Regions from separate parts of the Homo sapiens genome. Here regions 1 and 2 are each linked to region 3. The links are chromatin contacts, found by Hi-C or POLR2A ChIA-PET in ENCODE. All regions are on one chromosome and are shown on one strand. The core of a region is the stretch at or near the end of the contact, and the rest is flanking DNA. Distances in the headings are between cores, read along the strand shown.

Region 1 (3,221 bases), core at 425-2,924, 220 kb after region 3:
TGTGCCAGAAAGTAAGTGGGAAGACTTTGGTCCATCTAGGAAAATACGATGTCCTGACTGAAACCCAAATTCCTCAATATGCCATTACGATCTCCCTGATCTCATCTCACCTCACGTCTGTGCTCTAAGCATAACAAATGTTGTTCAGTCCCATGAATGGGCTATTCTCTTACCTTCTGGGCCTTTGCACATGCCACTCTCTCTGACTGAAACACCTTTCCCTCAAGTCCCACCCCTTCTGTGCCAGACACTGTTGTTTCTAGCAGGCATTCTTTTTTTTTTTTTTTGAGACGGAGTTTCATTGTCGCCCAGGATGGAGTGCAGTGGCGCGATCTCGGCTCACTGCAAGATCCACATCCCGAGTTCACGCCATTCTCCTGCCTCAGCCTCCCGAGTAGCTGGGACTACAGGCGCCTGCTACCACGTCCGGCTAATTTTTTGTATTTTTAGTAGAGACAGGGTGTCACCGTGTTAGCCAGGATGGCCTCGATCTCCTGACCTTGTGATCCGCCTGCCTTGACCTCCCAAAGTGCTGGGATTACAGGCGTGAGCCACCCCACCCGGCCTTTCCAGCAGGCATTCTTTCATCTTTACCAACTTAATTTTATTGGAAACAGGTGCCCAATCCCAAGGAGTAAGGCTTGGTATATTGCCTGTCTGTTCTTCGCAGCTCTCCCAGCCAAACTTACCAAGAGGGGTCCCTGTGACCCATTTTCTAACCAGTGACATCTTCTGGGAAAAATTTTGCTCCCTGGATGACTTATTTCTGTTTGGTAGTTGTTATAAGATGTGGTGCTAGAAACTTCTTGCAACTATGAGATGCCAAACCCTCCACAGAGGACGGAGAAGCATAGTAAGAGCCTGTTTCCCTGGAGGTATTACTGAATGAATGATTCCACCATGAACAATACCTGAAACCACCTGTCTCCACTTATGGAAGTAAAATATTCCTCTAATTCTTTTTGCCAGTTATTCCTTGCAGCCAAAACACTCCTAACTGATGCATCAGCCCCTGGGTTCCAGTTTTTAAAAGGGCCACTTTCTTCAGGAAACATTCCCTGGCTGCTAAAAATGAGATCAAGGGCCCCCTTCTCGGAGCAGTGGACAGTCTTCTTGCCCGTGTGCCCCAGCTGTGAGGCAGGCAACAGGGGTCCTGCAGTGTTCACCACTGTATTTCTAAACCAGCATATTTGTTCAATGAATAAACACACCTGATATGATTTGGATTTGTGTCCCCACCCAAATCTCATGCCCAATTGTAATCCCCCACGTTGGAGGAGGGACCTGGTAAGAGGTCATATGATCCATATGTTTGGATCATAGGGGCCGCCCCCTTTGCTGTTCTTGTGATAGTGAGTTCTTATCTATCACTATCCAGATAGTGAGATCTGGTTGTTTAAAAGCGTACAGCACCTCTCCCTGCGCTCTCTTCCTCCTGCTCCGGCCATGTAAGACGTGCCTCCTTCCTCTTCACCTTCTGCCACAACTGTTAAGTTTCCTGAGGCCTCCCCAGCCATGCTTCCTGTAAAGCCTGTGAAACCATGAGTCAATTAAACCTCTTTTCTTTATAAATTACCCAGTCTCAGGTAGTTCTTCATAGCAGTGTGAGAACTAACACCCATAGCTAATTGCTGGCACAGCCTCCTTGAGGGCAAAGGTAAGTTTGCAGATAGCTGAACTGAACCACCACCACTTAACCTCTAAGGAAGCGGTGTGTGCACCCACATCCTGGACTGAAATGGGGTTGCTTGGCTTTGCTTGGCTAGAAAAGATAATCACTGCCCCCCTAGTCAGGACTGCATTACCTCACGGCATGTATCACTTTTGCAGGGCAACTAAACATTTTCTCCCCCTGCCTTGGTCCAGTTTTAGCCAGAAGCACACCCACCCACCCACCCACTCATCACTGTGCTCTACTTCACATGTGGTTTGGATGTGCTCAGTGGTACTTGGAAGGACAGTAAGACACCCAAGCCTCTGTCCTCTCCCACAGAGAAATGAAAGTTGCACTTCTCATGATACTAAAAGACATGGTGCCTTTCGTAGTCATTGTGCCTGTTTACTCATCTACAAGACATTGCAAAAAGCAAAACTCTAGTTTTGAGTCACCTAGTTTCCTGTATCTTCACATTTCAAGTGTCACCTTTCCCCTTCTCACTTTGGGCCCCTCCTGAGGGCTGATTCTGTCCCTGAAAGCAAGCAGGACATTTAAGCATAGACTGTGAGCTGGACGCTTTCATATATTACTTCATTTAATCCTCAAAACAATCAGTATCTTCATTTTACACAGAAATAATAGGATATTGGCAATACCCAAGGAGCACTATGGTAGTTACCTTGTATATGCCATGGCAAATCTGCCCTAAAAGCTGCTGCAGTAATTCATATTCCCATTTCATAGATGAAGAAACTAAGGTTCAGCCAGGTCTGTCCAACCCCAAAGCATTTTGGGGTTCAGCCAAGCCAGACAAGGGACCCACAAGGGAGAGTACAAGGAAAAGTACATCAATGGCTTGGGTATAAAAATTTATTATACATAAAGAATATTACCACTAACAAATGCAGACAGGCTAGGACATGGTACTGGGTGGAGGACGGCTAGCTCTTTGGAAAGTGAAAGGTTTGGGTGGCGTGGGCCTCATGCCACACTGATTGGTCAGTAGACAGGGGGCACATGCCAAACACCACAGGGCATCAGATGCTGCTCTGTGTGCTCACAAGTGTTCCCTGTCTTATCTGGGCCTTCGAAGGGAGCACACCCAGAAGCGAGCAACTGAAGCGAAGGGGCTTCCTAAGGTGCCCCTTCCAGGCTTGTCTCTGAAGTCACAGCAACACTGTTTTAAGCAGTATGTTTAATTGGATGATTTCCACAAACTATCCACGAAGTTTCTAACCATCACAATTCAGTGAAGTACAAAACACTGAGTTACAGGCTGTGGGAAGAGAAGGCAGCACCAATGGTGGCACCTTCTAATACTGGTTGTTCTAGGGGCAGGGAGAGGGAAAGGTCTTTTTTTAAACCAAGCCCCTCATTTCAATGTACAAAAGAATTACTCTGATCGATATTAAATCGTATTGAAAACAAAATGGACTAAAAAGCAAATACTACTCTATGTTGGGGTGGAAGTGGGAGGAAAGAATGAGTCCTTCGAAGCAGGAAGGGAGATAGCAGGGGAAAGGTTCTGTGCCTGTGACCTTGGGCGGTCACTCACGTTGCTCCA
Region 2 (2,936 bases), core at 273-2,772, 130 kb after region 3:
GAATTACCCAGAGGCCTGGTGTGGTGGCTCATGTCTATAATCCCAGCTTTTTGAGAGGCCAAGGTGAGCAGATCACTTGAGGCCAGGAGTTCAAGACCAGCCTGGCCAACATGGTGAAACGCTGTCTCTACTAAAAATACAACAAATTAGCTGGATGTGGTGGCATGTGCCTGTAATCCCAGCTACTCGGGAGGCTGAGGCAAGAGAACTGATTGAACTTTGGAGGCAGAGGTTGCAGTGAGCTTAGATCGTGACACTGTGCTCCCGCCTGGGCGACGAAGCGAGACTCAGTCTCAAAAAAAAAAATAAATAAAAAGGAAAGAAAGAATAACCCAGAGCCCTGTAACAAACTGGGTCCCAACAATCCATCCAAGTTTTACTCAGTGAATGTGGATTATAGCAAACTGAAGAAAGAAGGTCCAGATTTGTAAATGAAGTGTTTCACTATTAAAGCTGCTTTCGAATGAAGGTCTTTCTGAAGCCATCCGCACAATTTTCCATTTAATCAGGAAATATTTGTCCTCTAAATACATGAAATCATGTTGATGTAATGTGTTGGAGATTACCCTGATTAATAAATAATTGAAACTTGAAAAATAAATCTGGAAGGATTAGATCAGTTTTGAACGGCCATGAAGTTCAGATAAGCCAATTTTAAGTTTCATTAAACAAATAGGTGTTTTGGTTTTTTGTGTTATTCACATGACAAGATGTCTGGAGTCAGGCAGGTTCTGGCCCTAGTTCTTTCTAGCTCAGTATCACCACAGTTCTTTTGGTTTTCCCCTCTTGCTTGCCACCCCAGGTCATATGATGGCTGCCCCAGCTCCAGGCATCTCACCCACATTCAAATCAGGAAGAACTGGTATGGGAAAGCTCCAGTCATGGCTGACTCTTTACTAGGAAAACAAAAGCTTTCCTAGAAGTCCCCCGCCAGACTTCCTTAACTCTCCCATTGGCTGAGTCATATGGAGATTCCCAGACACAGGGGAGGCTGAAGACACTAGAAACAGAATTTCATGATTGATAATAGAAAATTATGATTTGTGCTCCAAGGCTGGGCACTCAAACAAGCTTGGAATTCTGTTAATGAAGAAGGGGAAGGGATCAAGTAACTGTTACCCCCTTTAGACAGGACACAGTGCATCCTACTTTGTCACAGTCACCTCACTCCTTTTAGATTGCTTTACTCAGTTAATCACCTGCCTAGCCCCTGTGAAGGCATTTGAACTTTCAACACTTGGATACAAGGCTCAGAGTTAGAAAGTGTGAAAAGATTGCTAACTGTCTCCATTATCCATTACTTCCCCCTTTCTTCTAGTAATAAAATAATTTTCACCCCAAGATATAGCAGGGTATATGGCTGCCCAGATCCAGATCATAGTTCATGGTCACCGCTGCCATGGTAGCTAGCTGGGTGTGACCATGTAACTAAGTACTCACCACTGGAAAATGTATAGATTCATGTGATCATCACTTCTACATCATTTCCTAAAGTGAAATTGTTAGCCATTTACTTCCTCTTTCCCCCACTTACCACAGGCTTGTATATAGATGCTTCAATGATGTCCTTGGAGACGGCAGAGCAACAAGATAGAGGGAACCTGTATCCCCAAATGACTACCTGAAGCAGAGCCCCTTACTCACCTCTGGACTCATCCTGAATCACCCATATGCTTAAAGGGATAAAACAACAACAAAAGACAAAATAAGAACAACAAACAAAACCTGTAAAACAAGAGATTCAAAATAAATTTGCTCTAGCTGGGGCATGGTGGCTCATGCCTGTAATCCCAATACTTTGGGAAGTGGAGGCAGGAGGATCACATGAGCCCAAATGTTCAAGACCAGCCTGGGCAAGATAATGAGACCCTAAAGTAACTGGGCATGGTGGCCCATGCCAATAATCCCAGCTACTCGGGAGGCTGAGGTGGGAGAATCACTTGAGCCCAGGAGGTTGAGGCTGCTCTGAGACATGATCCAGGCATGGTGGTGAGCACCTGTAATCCTAGCTACTCAGGAGGCTGAGGCAGGAGGATTCCTTACACCCAGGAGTTTGAGGTTACAGTGAGCTATGATCATACCATGGTACTCCAGCATGGAAGACAGAATGAGATCCTGTCTCAGTAATAAATAAGTAAATAAATAAATTTATTCTGTATTTTTGAGCCTCTTTACTAAAGCAGCTTATTCTGTTCCTTAACTCATATAGGAAAGAAAAAAACAAACTTCATTATGCCATTGGTGTGTTGTTAATAGTTAAAAAAAAAAAAGAAGAAGAAGAAGATTGGGAGCTAAGACGAAAAAAACAGAGATGTCAACTAAATGGAGGAATAAGAGATGTTCTTATAAAGACTTGCATTACTGGGGAGGCAACTGAATAAACAGGCAGGACAGTGAAAGAGCCTAATCAGATGCCCACTGAGCTCTGCTTTGGAGTTAATATGGTTTGGCGTTGAAGCAAAATACAAAGACCAGGGTGAAGTCAAACCATTGCAGTCTACATACGGCAGGAAGGCCCATGGTTCAAGAAGGGTCTGTGTAGATATGAATTAGATGGGAGGACCATTAGTCAGGGTCCTTAGGTTGCAAGCAACAGAAAGCAACTCTGAGTTGCTCAAACAAAACAAAGAATTTACTAGAAAGACATTGGGAAGACCAAAGAATCTAAGGAAGATCTCAACAGCCAAGGCCAAGAAAAGGATAAGGTGCAGGTAAGCTCTGGGAATCCCACTTACAGAAACTTGTGGTTTCCCTAGTATGCAGCAGAATCACCTGGAGGGGTTTTTAAAACACAGATTGCTGGGGCCTACCCCTAGAGTTTCTAATCCAGTAGGTGTGGGTTGGGGCCCGGGAATCTGTATTTCTAACAGGTTCCCAGATGCTGTTGCTGCAGGTCAAGGGACCCCCTTATGAGAAGCACTGCTTTAGGGGAAACA
Region 3 (3,140 bases), core at 434-2,933:
GCACATCTCAGGTTTAATGATGGGATCCCTGTAGAAGGGCTTAAAGATTTTAAGATTCTTGAGTGACAGGGAGGAAGAGGAAGGGATGGATCTAAAAACTTAAGAGGAAAAACTCCATCTGGAGAAAAAAAAGACCCTCTTTTTCTTTAAAGAAAAATGGGAGAGGAAGAAAGAGAAAATATTATAAATGCATAATAGATTGCTAAGATTTTGTAGTTTTTCCCATTTTTCTCATTACTCGATGTACAACCACATAGACTATTTTTCTTTACCATGGTTACCTGTTTGGCTGCAATTTCTTCATCTCGTCCATCTCCAATCACTACATATGTGACTTTCTTTCCAAACCTTGACACAATTCTCTCAAAGCAGCTCTCCTTACCTGATGAGAAAAAGAAATTTCCTGTTAGAATACTCTTCTCTTCTTTTCAAAACCAAAGAAGAGGGCTGCTGCTAGGTTCACCTGCCTGTGCTTAGGTGGACTAAGTGACAGCCCATGTAGTTTGCTTGCTGGGGAGTAGGGATGGGAGCTAGAGATCCAGTAGACCCTCTGCCCAAAGAATGTGAAGTTGTGCCATTAAAATAACTTGGCCGGGCATGGTGGCTCAAGCCTGTAATCCCAGCACTTTGGGAGACCGAGGCGGGCGAATCACCTGAGGTCGGGAATTTGAGACCAGCCTGACCAACATGGAGAAACCCCGTCTCTACTAAAAAACAAAATTAGCTGGGCATGGCGGCGCGTGCCTGTAATCCCAGCTACTGGGGAGGCTGAGGCAGGAGAATCGCTTGAACCCGGGAGGCGGAGGTTGCAGTGAGCCGAGATCATGCCATCGCACTCCAGCCTGGGCAACAAGAGCGAACTCTGTCTCAAAACAAACAAACAAACAACCCAAAAACTTATTTTAACCTTCACGTTGAGGGTGAAGTCCCTAAGATCTTAGTGTGAGGGAATTTCTATAAATGGGAAAGATTAATAGGTTTAGTGACTTGCCCCTAGATCACAAACAAGCAAGTAGCTAGAACTTGGGGCCCCTGACTCCAAATCTAGGCTCTGGTCATTGTGTCATAATGAATGAATGATTTTTGGGGTGAAATGTTTTAGGGTAGAAAAGAGAAGTGAAAACACAAGGCCCTGATTTCTTGTTAGAAACAATAACAAACAAAAAGCCATTTCCCTCCAATTCTTCATTTCCCAGAAACAGTCCTGGGTATAGGCCTTACGTCTTTCAGTGAGAGAACAGCCCCAGAATAGAACTGAGAACAGTGACCAATAAATATGGCATCAACATTTGTCATATCTGGAACCTCCTTACTTACTATACCTTGTAGTTGTAACCAAGATACTGCATCACTGAAATTGACCTTGGGAAATGGGTGATTTAAATCCATTTCTCAGAACTGCAGACAGTTTTGAGAAACATGGCAGTGTATCAAAACTCAAATCCCATCTGCAACCAACACCTAAAACATACACAGATCATACTGCTGTGGGAAAGATACTTTATTTGTATAAATAAAAAGAAGTTATATCCCTTGCTCTTTTTATCTCCCTGCTTCTGCCACCTTCTTCAGTTAAACAAGGTCCTAACTTTGGCTTTCTTCTTCATCCTGCTCTATTAACCTTCTTGTTCTTTCCCCTTGCCCAACAGAGTGACTTAGCACCAGGGTTCCTGTGTAAATAAGATAAAGCTGCCTCTTCCTCAAGACATTTGACTGCCATCTGCTGGAAAATCACTGTAATATATAAATATACAAATCTAAGATAACTGTAACATAATTGGCCAGAACTTATACTTCCATACGCAGAAGTCCTACTTGGCACAGAAGTTGTGCAGATATGTAACTGCAAATCTTTGACATCCTTAACCCAGTGGCACTTCAAAACAGACGGACTAGTCAACTGGACCAGACACTAGATCACTCTGGGCTCAGCTGGCCACTTACAATACAAGGCTTGGCTTAGGTGCACTTGGGTCTCTTTTAGTGCTAATATTTTACAATAGAATTGTCATGCCTTACATTCATATGAGGGATTCAATCAATGTTTGCTGAGTAAATTCATATTAATCTCACAAATGATTCAGTGGAGGACTGTAGTCCAGGTCTTATGCCTCAATTCAGTTCAAACATTAAACCATTCAACTAATAATAAATTCTTATTATGTTCATGGTGTTGAAGAGTTCTTTAATTCCATTTCACCCATTACAGCTTTACAAACTAAGCCAACCTCCACCAGATGCACAGTCTACTATGATCTGTCTGTAGCAAAAAACTTTTTTAAGTGAGTCAGTTTGACTTTCTTGTAAGACTCAACAAAGGCAGTAACTCATATTTTGAGGATAAGAACACAGACATTTTCACTGTCCTGGCATGCAATGATCAAGGATGAAATATACTCTGTAATGTCTCCTTTAAAAGGATTAAGAGGCCAAGAGAGTTATTAACAGCTCAAAGTAAAGAAGCAGCTCCATGAAAACAGGACTCACTCCAATACAGTTGGTAAAATACTTCCATTTCTGGATATGAGCTTTCCTGTTCAGGAGGATGAGGCCAATGATTAATCAGTTTACCATATGTCAAGCAATTGAAGCTGGTGAACTGTAAGATCAGCCAAATCTTTGGAGAATATTAGTCCCTGGGTTTTCTCTATTAAAATATTTCTAGCCAGGAGCGGTGGCTCAAGTCTGCAATCCCAGCACTTTGGGAGGCCTAAGGCAGGAGGATTACTTGAGCACAAGAGTTTGAGATTAGCTTGGGCAACACAGTGGGACCTTTTCCCTACAAAAAATTAAAAAATTAGCTGGGTATGGTGGTGGAACACGCCTGAAGTCCTGGCTACTCAGGAGGCTGATGTGGGTGGATCGCTTGAGCGTGGGAAGGTTAAGGTTGCAATGGGCTATAATCGTGCCACTGCACTCCAGCCTAGGTACCAGAGTGAGACCCTGTCTCAAGAAAACCCCCCAAAACAAAAAAAACTTCTGACATTTTCAGAAATTATTTTGAGAATTCTCTTTAATGTCCCCAAATCACAGAATGGCCATTAAGAGAACCATATTTTGCTATCATTTCAGAGGAAGTGAAAAAGTATTTCTTCTCCTTGCTCCCATTTCACAGTTCTGTGAAGAAAAGCCTCAAGCCT

Evidence for each region. A loop is a pair of places that touch in the nucleus more often than their neighbours do. ChIA-PET counts read pairs that join two places held with the same protein, here RNA polymerase II (POLR2A). Pooled maps may share reads with other maps.
Region 1: a loop to region 3 is called in a map of endothelial cell of umbilical vein, with 2.9 times the contacts of the local background. The contact joins two enhancer-like sites. A Hi-C loop is called at or near these places in 1 of 168 maps with a recorded cell type or tissue (endothelial cell of umbilical vein), 1 of 37 single-sample maps with no recorded cell type and 6 of 50 pooled maps. POLR2A ChIA-PET finds 5 or more read pairs at or near these places in 3 of 52 experiments (H1, Panc1 and activated CD4-positive, alpha-beta T cell).
Region 2: a pooled map shows a loop between it and region 3 (2.1-fold over the local background). The contact joins two enhancer-like sites. A Hi-C loop is called at or near these places in 1 of 50 pooled maps. POLR2A ChIA-PET finds 5 or more read pairs at or near these places in 4 of 52 experiments (B cell, H1, activated T-cell and 1 more).

The regions. Positions count from the first base shown.
Region 1 is chr1:28,198,044-28,201,264 of GRCh38, forward strand. DNAJC8 (DnaJ heat shock protein family (Hsp40) member C8) reads right to left here. Exons shown (of 9, transcript NM_014280.3): 9 at 2,235-3,221. The coding sequence ends at 3,205. Among named protein-coding and RNA genes, the nearest start is that of PTAFR, 23 kb to the left of the region's middle. RefSeq lists a silencer at 1,622-1,951. Within about 2 kb of position 1,675, at least 6 of the 41 ENCODE cell types and tissues checked have a DNase peak (open chromatin) inside an H3K27ac peak, as active enhancers do.
Region 2 is chr1:28,109,874-28,112,809 of GRCh38, forward strand. No RefSeq gene overlaps it. Among named protein-coding and RNA genes, the nearest start is that of EYA3, 23 kb to the left of the region's middle. Within about 2 kb of position 1,523, at least 8 of the 41 ENCODE cell types and tissues checked have a DNase peak (open chromatin) inside an H3K27ac peak, as active enhancers do.
Region 3 is chr1:27,978,093-27,981,232 of GRCh38, forward strand. It overlaps EYA3 (EYA transcriptional coactivator and phosphatase 3), which reads right to left. Exons shown (of 18, transcript NM_001990.4): 17 at 282-382. Among named protein-coding and RNA genes, the nearest start is that of XKR8, 20 kb to the left of the region's middle. Within about 2 kb of position 1,684, at least 2 of the 41 ENCODE cell types and tissues checked have a DNase peak (open chromatin) inside an H3K27ac peak, as active enhancers do.